Regions from separate parts of the Mus musculus genome. Here region 1 is linked to region 2. The links are chromatin contacts, found by POLR2A ChIA-PET in ENCODE. All regions are on one chromosome and are shown on one strand. The core of a region is the stretch at or near the end of the contact, and the rest is flanking DNA. Distances in the headings are between cores, read along the strand shown. Region 1 holds the start of Rps3a1 (ribosomal protein S3A1). Region 2 holds the start of Sh3d19 (SH3 domain protein D19).

Evidence for each region. ChIA-PET counts read pairs that join two places held with the same protein, here RNA polymerase II (POLR2A).
Region 1: POLR2A ChIA-PET joins it to region 2 with 18 read pairs in Patski. The contact joins the promoter of Rps3a1 here to the promoter of Sh3d19 in region 2. POLR2A ChIA-PET finds 5 or more read pairs at or near these places in 3 of 5 experiments (Patski and embryonic stem cell).

What each region holds. Positions count from the first base shown.
Region 1 is chr3:86,141,113-86,145,314 of GRCm38, forward strand. It overlaps Rps3a1 (ribosomal protein S3A1), which reads right to left and starts at 1,556. Exons shown (of 6, transcript NM_016959.4): 1 at 1,396-1,556; 2 at 586-689; 3 at 127-314. The coding sequence starts at 1,457.
Region 2 is chr3:85,968,803-85,972,998 of GRCm38, forward strand. It overlaps Sh3d19 (SH3 domain protein D19), which reads left to right and starts at 2,316. Exons shown (of 22, transcript NM_001082414.3): 1 at 2,316-2,622.

The DNA of each region.
Region 1 (4,202 bases), core at 306-2,805, 170 kb after region 2:
TGATACTCAAATGAAATGAAACCAACTTCTCCATTCCATGTTTTGATACTACCTACCAACCAACACACCCATGACACATCTGCACACCCACACCACAGCACTCACACTCGCAGCTTTTGGTCTCACCTGCCACTTCTTGACCATGGAGCACATTTTGTCCCGGGTAAGATCCATACCATGGAAGTTAGTCAGACAGTTTTTGCCCTGAACGTCCTCAGTGATTAGCTTGAATTTTCTAAACGCAACTTCATCATTCTGTAGATCAGCAAGGCTCACTTCAAACACACGACCCTTGAGGCCATCAGAGGCAATTTCTAAAAAAGAACCACAAACCCTGTTAACTTGTTAACCAAACCCACCTTCACACCAGTGGCTTACTGCCAACACCTAAACGTTCTCTTGGACAGCTGTACAAACACTTCATTGCTGCCACATCTGTACTAAGACCAAGCACTCCCAATGCCAGGCCCTCCAACCACTGGGCTGACATTTCAATCCAGCGCCCCATCAGAGTTGACCAAGGCGCCGGTTAATATGCACATGCCACAGCTTAGGAACAAAGCAAAAGGGGCCCACAGTACTCACTGGTTCCTTGAGTCCTCGTGACTAGTGTCTTCCCGATGTTCCTAATATTGAACATGGCTGGAGCTTTCACATCGTACCAGTCTTTCTTAGAAAATGGATCGACCCTGGATGGGAGAAAAATAACCTCAAGTTTCTCTGTAAATTGTAACAACACTCCCGACCACTTTTAAACGCTTCTTATCCTTCAGACTTCTGTTAACAGTTTCCCAGGCACGATCTTGCAATCGGCCTGCACTTAACACGACGGACGTCCTCCCCGTGGGGTGAACGTCTGCGAGGCCGGCTGGTCTGCCAGTGCACAAAGCAGTAAGTTCGAAGCCATGCCTTCCCCACTCCTCCATCACACAGGCAGTACTATATACACACTGCCCTGGAACCTCAGGGACCTGTGACAGTGACTGGTCCGCAACAGCACAAACTGCTGCTAAACAAGTGTCCCGGGTCTCCAGGTCGGTCCCACGAGAGCCCAGCACACAAGTTGACATGGGGTCCCGACATGGACAGCCAGAGTGACTGACGTAGAGCGGTGTTAAAAAGTGCCACGGACTTCCAGCAACCCAGGAGCCCACAGTTCGCGCGCGACACGCGAGCGACTGCTAGAGACGCAGGGCGGAGATCACACGCGGCGCGCGACACCCGGCCGGGTGGCGGAGAGGCGGCCGCCCGGGACGCACCCGCCAGCCGCGCAGCGCAGCACCGCCGCGCAATCCACCCCGCATCCTCACCATCCGCCCCACGCCGCACCCCAGAACCCGCCCACCAACTCCTGCGGAGCCCAACGGCCGGGGACCCGCGCGATCCGCCACTCACACTTTCTTCTTAGCTCCCTTCTTGCCACCTTTCGTCAGGCGCTTGTTCTTGCCGACCGCCATGGTGCCGACCGGAGAGCCAAAAGGGCGGAAGTACAACTCGCGCGAGAACTTAACGCGAGCCGGGCGGGGAGCGCCGTCTACGTGACCCTTGCTCTTTCGCCCTTCCGGCTTTAAGAATCTCGCGACACTAGCTGGCGGCTCGTTTCCCGCCGTGCTGCGACAGCGCCCTCGTGTGTCGGGAGGTCGCGCAGCGGGCCGCGGGCTGGCTAGGCTGTGCATGGGAGCCTGCAGATTGTCAGAGATGCTCAACCCACTTCAGGTTTCTTGTGGTTTCCGTTGCCCCGAGGGTGGGAACTCTCTGTTTCTAATTTTGAGAGTACGTTTCTTCCCTAGACCATGGGCTTTGAATCAGAGATAGCAAATCCATGTTCAAATGGTGATTCCAACAGTACTTAGCCTTCTGACCTCTTTAGCCATCAGTTCCCTCGGGTGTAAAACGGGAATATTCATGTGATCTATTTCAAAACATTAGTGTAATTCAATAAGCATGACTTCGGGCACGCTGTTCACGTGCTGACTACTCTTGGGCTTGGCTGTGTTGTGAACTTTCATGAAAAAAGAGGCTTAGCCGTGTGTGCAATCCCAGAGCTCTGGAGGCAGGAGGACAGCAAGTTGGAGGAGAGCCTGGAGTATATGGTGAGTACTAGCCTGAACTACCTAGCAAGACAGACTGGGAAGGGGAGAGGAGAGAATATATATATACACACACACACATATATACATATGTAACTCTTACACATTTGTAATCACATTTTTTTTTTGTATGACTATGTGTGTGGTCCTGTGCCTCACAGGTCTCTGTGTGGAGGTCAGAGACCTATTCTCAAGAGTTGGTTCTCTTCTTCCACTATGTGGGTATAAGGCTCAGGGAGAGGCTGCCATCCTGCGCACACTGGCCCGCAGCGCTGCCATACAATGTGCCCTGCCTCCTCACTGCCTGAGAGGTCTCTGCAGGTGCCTTTACCAGCTGAGCCATCTCGACAGCCCTGGGTTTTTGGTTGGTTGGTTTTGTTTTTTCTGGGATAGGAGGAGTGTTTGGGTTTTTAGTGGAGTGGGGACTAGAGTGGTGTCCTGGAAAAGCCTCAGCATGCCTGAGACAACGGATTCCATCTCTAGCACCCCAAAAAGGCACAGTCGTGATCAATTGTTGTACCTAACTGCCCACCAATTTTCTTAATGCAAACCACCCCTTCCCCACTTTTAAAAGTGATGTCTTTATTTTTATTTTATATGGTTTGCCTGCATGTTTGTCTGTGTGAAAGTCCCAGATCCCCTGGAACTGGAGTTACAGACAGTTGTGAGCTATCATGTGGGTCCTGGGAATTGAACCTGGGTCCTCTAGAAGAGCAGTCACTACTACTCTTAACCACTAAGCCATTTCTCTACCTCTATCTCCACCCCTCCACATCCCCAAACCCCCACCATAAAAAATGGCTTCCCCATTCTTATGTTAGTATTTTTCAAAACAAGATTCCTCCTGTGTTGTTCGGGCTGACCTCAAATTCACCTTCCTCAAGCCTCCGCCTCCTGGGTGCCGGCATTGCTGACATGCTCTGCCACATCTAGTTCAGAAGATCACAGCCTGGTGACATGTCACCAGCTACCTCAAGGGCAGAACTCTAACATCCTCTCTAGCCAAGGCCAAAAACAAAAAAAATGGTGACCAAATCAGAACCAACTCCCTCTTCACCAGGCTCCCAAGAAGTTTTTAAATGCTTTTTTTCCCCTTCAGATATAAAGATTGATTAGGGTTCAGAAACAAATTGAAAACTTTCTTTAACAAAATTGACTCTGATTTGAGAGGAGGGCTACCGTCATGTTACCCTATATTTGGGAAATGACAGAAATGCCTATTATAAAGATAACATGTACCCAGCTGTCTGAGGCTAAAACAAGAACAGCAAAACCTGTTTAGTTGAAAGGAACTTGTGGAGCCAGGGGTGATGGCACACCCCTGTAATCCTAGCATTCAGAAGGCCAAGACAAGAGTCTCTGAGGGTAGCCTGGGCTACACAGTGAGGCCTTTCTCTGAAGACCTAGGACTGGAAATGTTGCTCTGTGACAGTGTATATTGGTGTGACCAAGGTAACTTGGTTCATCGTCCTTGACCATAAAGAAATGTGTAAATGTGTGTGTGTGTGTGTGTGTGTGTGTGTGTGTGTGTGTGTGTGTTATAATATAAACACCCCAAGTAGTAGCTAGGAGTATTTGGTTACAACTGTTGCTATTATTGTTATTTTGAGATGGAGTTTCTGTATGTGGCTTCGCCTTCTCCCAGATCTTACAGGATCCTCCCACCTCAGGTTCCCAAGAAGCTAGAAGTCTCGTCATATTCTGGCTTCTAGCTGAATGTGAGGCTCTCCTCCATCCTCTCTGTCGTTTGCCTCTCTCTCTTTAGGATGTGTATGAGTCCAGTGTAATCAAGTTTCCCTTTCTGTCAACAGGTGCCTTTCTCTGCAGCTCATCCACCCTGTCCTATAAATGGATCTCTCACACCATTCCTGCTCCTCCATCGAGTCACCCCATTGAAGGGTACCAAACTTCGTAATGGGTCCTGTTTAACTTCTCAGAAGACATTGTCAGAATTCGATGGAACCCGAAGCCTCACTAATCATAGCATCAGTCAAGATGCTCATCAGCTGGACTTTTTCTCCAACAAGGAAGCATATGATGAAACTTTTCTCTGTTGATGAAGCCATCTTTGTTCCGATCGGTCATGTTAAAAGCACTTGAACTCCCCAGTCT
Region 2 (4,196 bases), core at 1,066-3,565:
TCACCACTGCCCATTGTTGTGTTAGTTCAACTACAGACTGTAAGTCATCATAATAAATTCCCTCAATATAGAGAGACATTCCATAAGTTCTGTGACTCTAGAGAACCCAGACTAATACAACGCCCAATCTGAGGGTTGCTTGTGGGTGATCCTGCTGCTCTGATCAAAATGCAGCAATAATCACAACCTTTGAGGAGGGCCTTCCACAACCATCTGCCTCTTTTATTGGAGGACAAAGAATGTATCATGTTCATTTAAAATAGCAAAAACACATATGACAAGCACTACAATAGTCGTCTCTGACAGTAACTGTCTGAGTCCTTGGTTCTTTGGTCTCCTCAAGGGAACCTGTGGGGTGTTTCTTGGCACATAGTATTTAGAAATCATGTTAGCCTAATGCGAGTGTAAGCGTGCAACCAGCCCCAAGGGATGTGGATCTCCCAACTCTGATTGCGTGGGCGATCCAGCACGTTTTTCAGGGAGTCCAAACTAAGGGTGTGGGTAACTGCAGGTTGGCCCCAATAGGCATGCTGCTGTCAGAGAGGGACCTCCAAATTATTCCTCATTCCTGAAGGCCAGCGATAGACACACTTCCACGTAAAGTGATCCCCAACACTTAGGACAACCCTTTGAGGTCAGAATTCTTTCTCCCCGTTTTAATTCTGAGCGATCCAAGAGTTCACTTATTTAACTGCTTATGCGGAAGTGGTGTTTTAACTTGTGGATCTGACCTCAATTTCTTAAAATTGAATTTTGTTCTTATCTGCCTAAAAACAGAAATAGTTTTTCTCAGGCAGCAACAGTTACCACTGAGGAGGTAAAGCAACAGTGGCAACGCCTCTGCCTCAGTGACCTCTCTCTTCCTTTCTTCTTCCAGCACTGCGAACACTGGGGGCTCTCACAAGCTCTCAGAACAAGAGCCAGAGGCTGCAGATAAAGGCCTGTTCATCCCACACAGCCCTTTCCTAAGGGAGCATTCTTGCCTGCTGTTTCAGTATCTTTTTGTGACATTCCAGAATCTGTCCCTCGGTGTGAAATTATGTATGTGCACCTACAGAACTTTAGCTGTGTGTGATAGGTATGTACAATGACTTTTGTTACATTGCTCTTTCCAGCTTTGGAGCAGTGTGCAGGGGGTAGGTCCCGCAGTTAAGTGCCTCAAATTACAGCCTCTGACTTCAGAGCCAGCTCTCCTACCACTTGGCCAAATCACCTCTCTACAAATCATTGGGTATGGAACTCCTTTAACACATTTCTCCCTGAACTTCTAGGGATGGTGGCCTTCTCCTAACCCTCAATTAACTGAATACTGGGAGGCTTTATTCATTTGTTTATGTATTTATTTTTTACAGTGCCAGAGATAAGCTTCACCCAAACTGGGGAACTGTTCTACCCCCCTCCCCCAACCTCAAGTCCTACCTAGTATTTAAAAGAAATTAGACTGTACTGTTTAGACCAGTATTGTGTTCTCGGTAAAGCTGAAATGAAAGTACAAATGCTCTCCCTGACCCCCTTATGCATAGCTTCCCTCCTCACCACCATCCTCCATATCGGGGCACATTTGTTACAACTAATAAACTTAATCCTGCTCCAGGCGCATCTTTATCGCCCACAAAGTTCATAGCGTACATGGGGCTCATCCTTGCTGTTGCACACTCTGTGCCTTTGAACTAATTTATGACATGTATCACAGAGTACTTTGACTACCAAAAAAGGAAAACAGTAATACCAAAAAACCTATTCCCTAATGAGGTACTTTTTAAGGGGTGATATAAGGGGGGGGGGCGGATATGGTAGCATACTACTGTAATTCCACCACTTAAGAGGCAGAATGATCAGGAGTTTCAGGCCAAATTAAGACGTGTGTGTGTGTGTGTGTGTGTGAGAGAGAGAGAGAGACAGAGACAGAGAGACAGAGGAGAGACAGAGACAGAGAGACAGAGATCTCTTAGAGTCTAGACTCAACTCTAGGTGGTGTGCCCCAAGTGAAGTTCAGCCTCTCCCAGTTTGTGCATCTCTCCAAGACTCGCCTAGGAACCGGTTCCTCCCCCTTTTGTTTAAGTGTCAAGCGAATGGGTTTCCTGTTGACTCTGGAATATTGTGAAAGGGCAGGAAGAGGCCAAGCCTCCTTGTCTCTCTCTCTCAACTCCCCAACCCCTTTATTTATTTTGTGCACGTCTGTTTGGGTTGTGGGGGTGTTTCCAGCTTGTGCGGCTGGAGGGCGGCCTCAGCAGCCCGAAACCCCTCCCCGAGGAGGCGAGGCCGGTCGGGAGCCCGCCCGATCCCAGGCTGGACCTCTGTGGGGCGGGGAAGGGAACCGGACGGGAAGCGAGCTGCCGAGGAGCTGCAGGCCGCCGGTGCGTGCCCAGAAGGCGGGGAGCTCGGCCCAGCCCGCGCCCCAGCTCCGCGCTGCAGGTGGAGCCCTCCTTCCCCGCCGAGCGCGCTGGCGAGGGCCATCCGCTGCCCGCAGCTCGCCCGCCGTCCCTGGGCTGCGCGGCGGCGCCTCGCCCATGGCTGAGGGCCGGCGGCGGGAGGACGAGGAGGAAGAGCTGCGAGAGCGCCGCGAGCTTGGGGGCCCGCGCCGCGCCCGGAGCCGCGCGCTCCCGGGCCACTCGGCTGCAGGTGAGACGCGGGGGACGCGGGGACCAGGGGCGCACGGGGGGTTGGGAGCATCTAGGACCGGGTTCTCCGCGCCCACTCATGCCCTGCCCAGCTCGGCAGCTGCTCTCGATGCTGCCTGGAGGGGACTGACACCTTTAACTCCTGATGGCGAGAGGGCGGGACAGTGGCCTTTCTATCCTTAGCCTCCTTTTCTCCTTTTTGAGAGAATTCAGATTGGTCTCTTTTACCTGTTAGTGGCCCTGGAGCCGAAACTCCAAAATTTCCGTGGAAACTAAATCCAAGGCGGCTGGTACTTGTGGCTGGGTGATTACTTATCTGTAGGTGAGTCAGAGGCCATGCCCTACGTCTATCTCTCTCTGGACCACGACCCATCCCTACGGTTTCGCCTGGGCCACCCCAACCTGGTCAGACCACGTGCCCATGCTGAATCAAGTCTTGTTTCAGCAGCCGGTGAACTTCGGACCTCTAGTCCCTTCCTTCCCTCCCCCACAGCGCTGATTTTCTGCTGGAGAGTTAATTTGTTGCAACTGCCCTCCCCGTTGTAAACCGGGAGTGCCCAATGTAGTATTGGAGAAGGGAATTCTTTTGGATGGAGGTCATTTGGGGGCCTATAGTTAGTTACCTTTAAGATCTTGTTTTGGGACACACCAACGAAGCACGAATCAAATAGCTTGGTGCATAAGTATAAAATTAAATGTAGATCCACCCTCCTTCCCTTTACCTGGGGTGGGTTTTCAATGTAACCGTAATGGAGAGGAAATTATTAGGCCAGCTGGTTAACCACAGTTATCTGAAACTGGATGGAAGAATTAACCTAGAAGATGCATAAAGAGGTGAAGGGATTGGGAAGAGTCATGGGAAATCCAGGCACCAGACTGGAGCCTTCTTAGAAAGGGAACATGGAGAGGCTCCTCTGTGTGACCACCAGGAGAAAGTTGGGTCTGTGGAATTGGAGGGCAGAAAATGGGATAAAAGCAAAAAAAAAAAAAAAAAAAAAAAGTCGGTAAGCGTATTCCGAGTAAGACATTCCGGAAGCTTAAAATTAACTTTATGCCTGCCTGCCTGCCTGCCACGGGGCCTTTTTTAGAGTAAGACACTTGACTGTTACCATGAACACCAAGTGATAATAATCGGTAGTTTTGTTCAATGTAAGCCTAACTGAAACAACACTTAACTGCTGCGTAAATAATTCAGTACCATGAAAAAGTTTGCAAAGTTGTGCCTTGGTTGCTTACAGATTTTAAAAGTGCATAAGTACCTTGGATTCTTGGTACCTTTTAGAAGAAAGTCTCCCTCTTACAGAGGACTGCACCATGGAGAGCAGTGTCGGAATTTAAACTAAATATGACCCAGATACAGGTTCAACGGTTCTTCAGTGTGTTTTTCCCCCCAAGGCCAGCACAAATGTTACTTTTGTAACTTTTTACTAGTTCCATAATGTCTGAAGACAAGGCCTAGTCTAGGCTCTGTGATAATAGTTTGCCGAGATTTGGTAGCGTCTGCACCCAGAAATAAGTGTTTTCAGCTCTCTTACCCTTAACATGGCTTCCTTCATGAAGGGGCGAGGGGTCAGC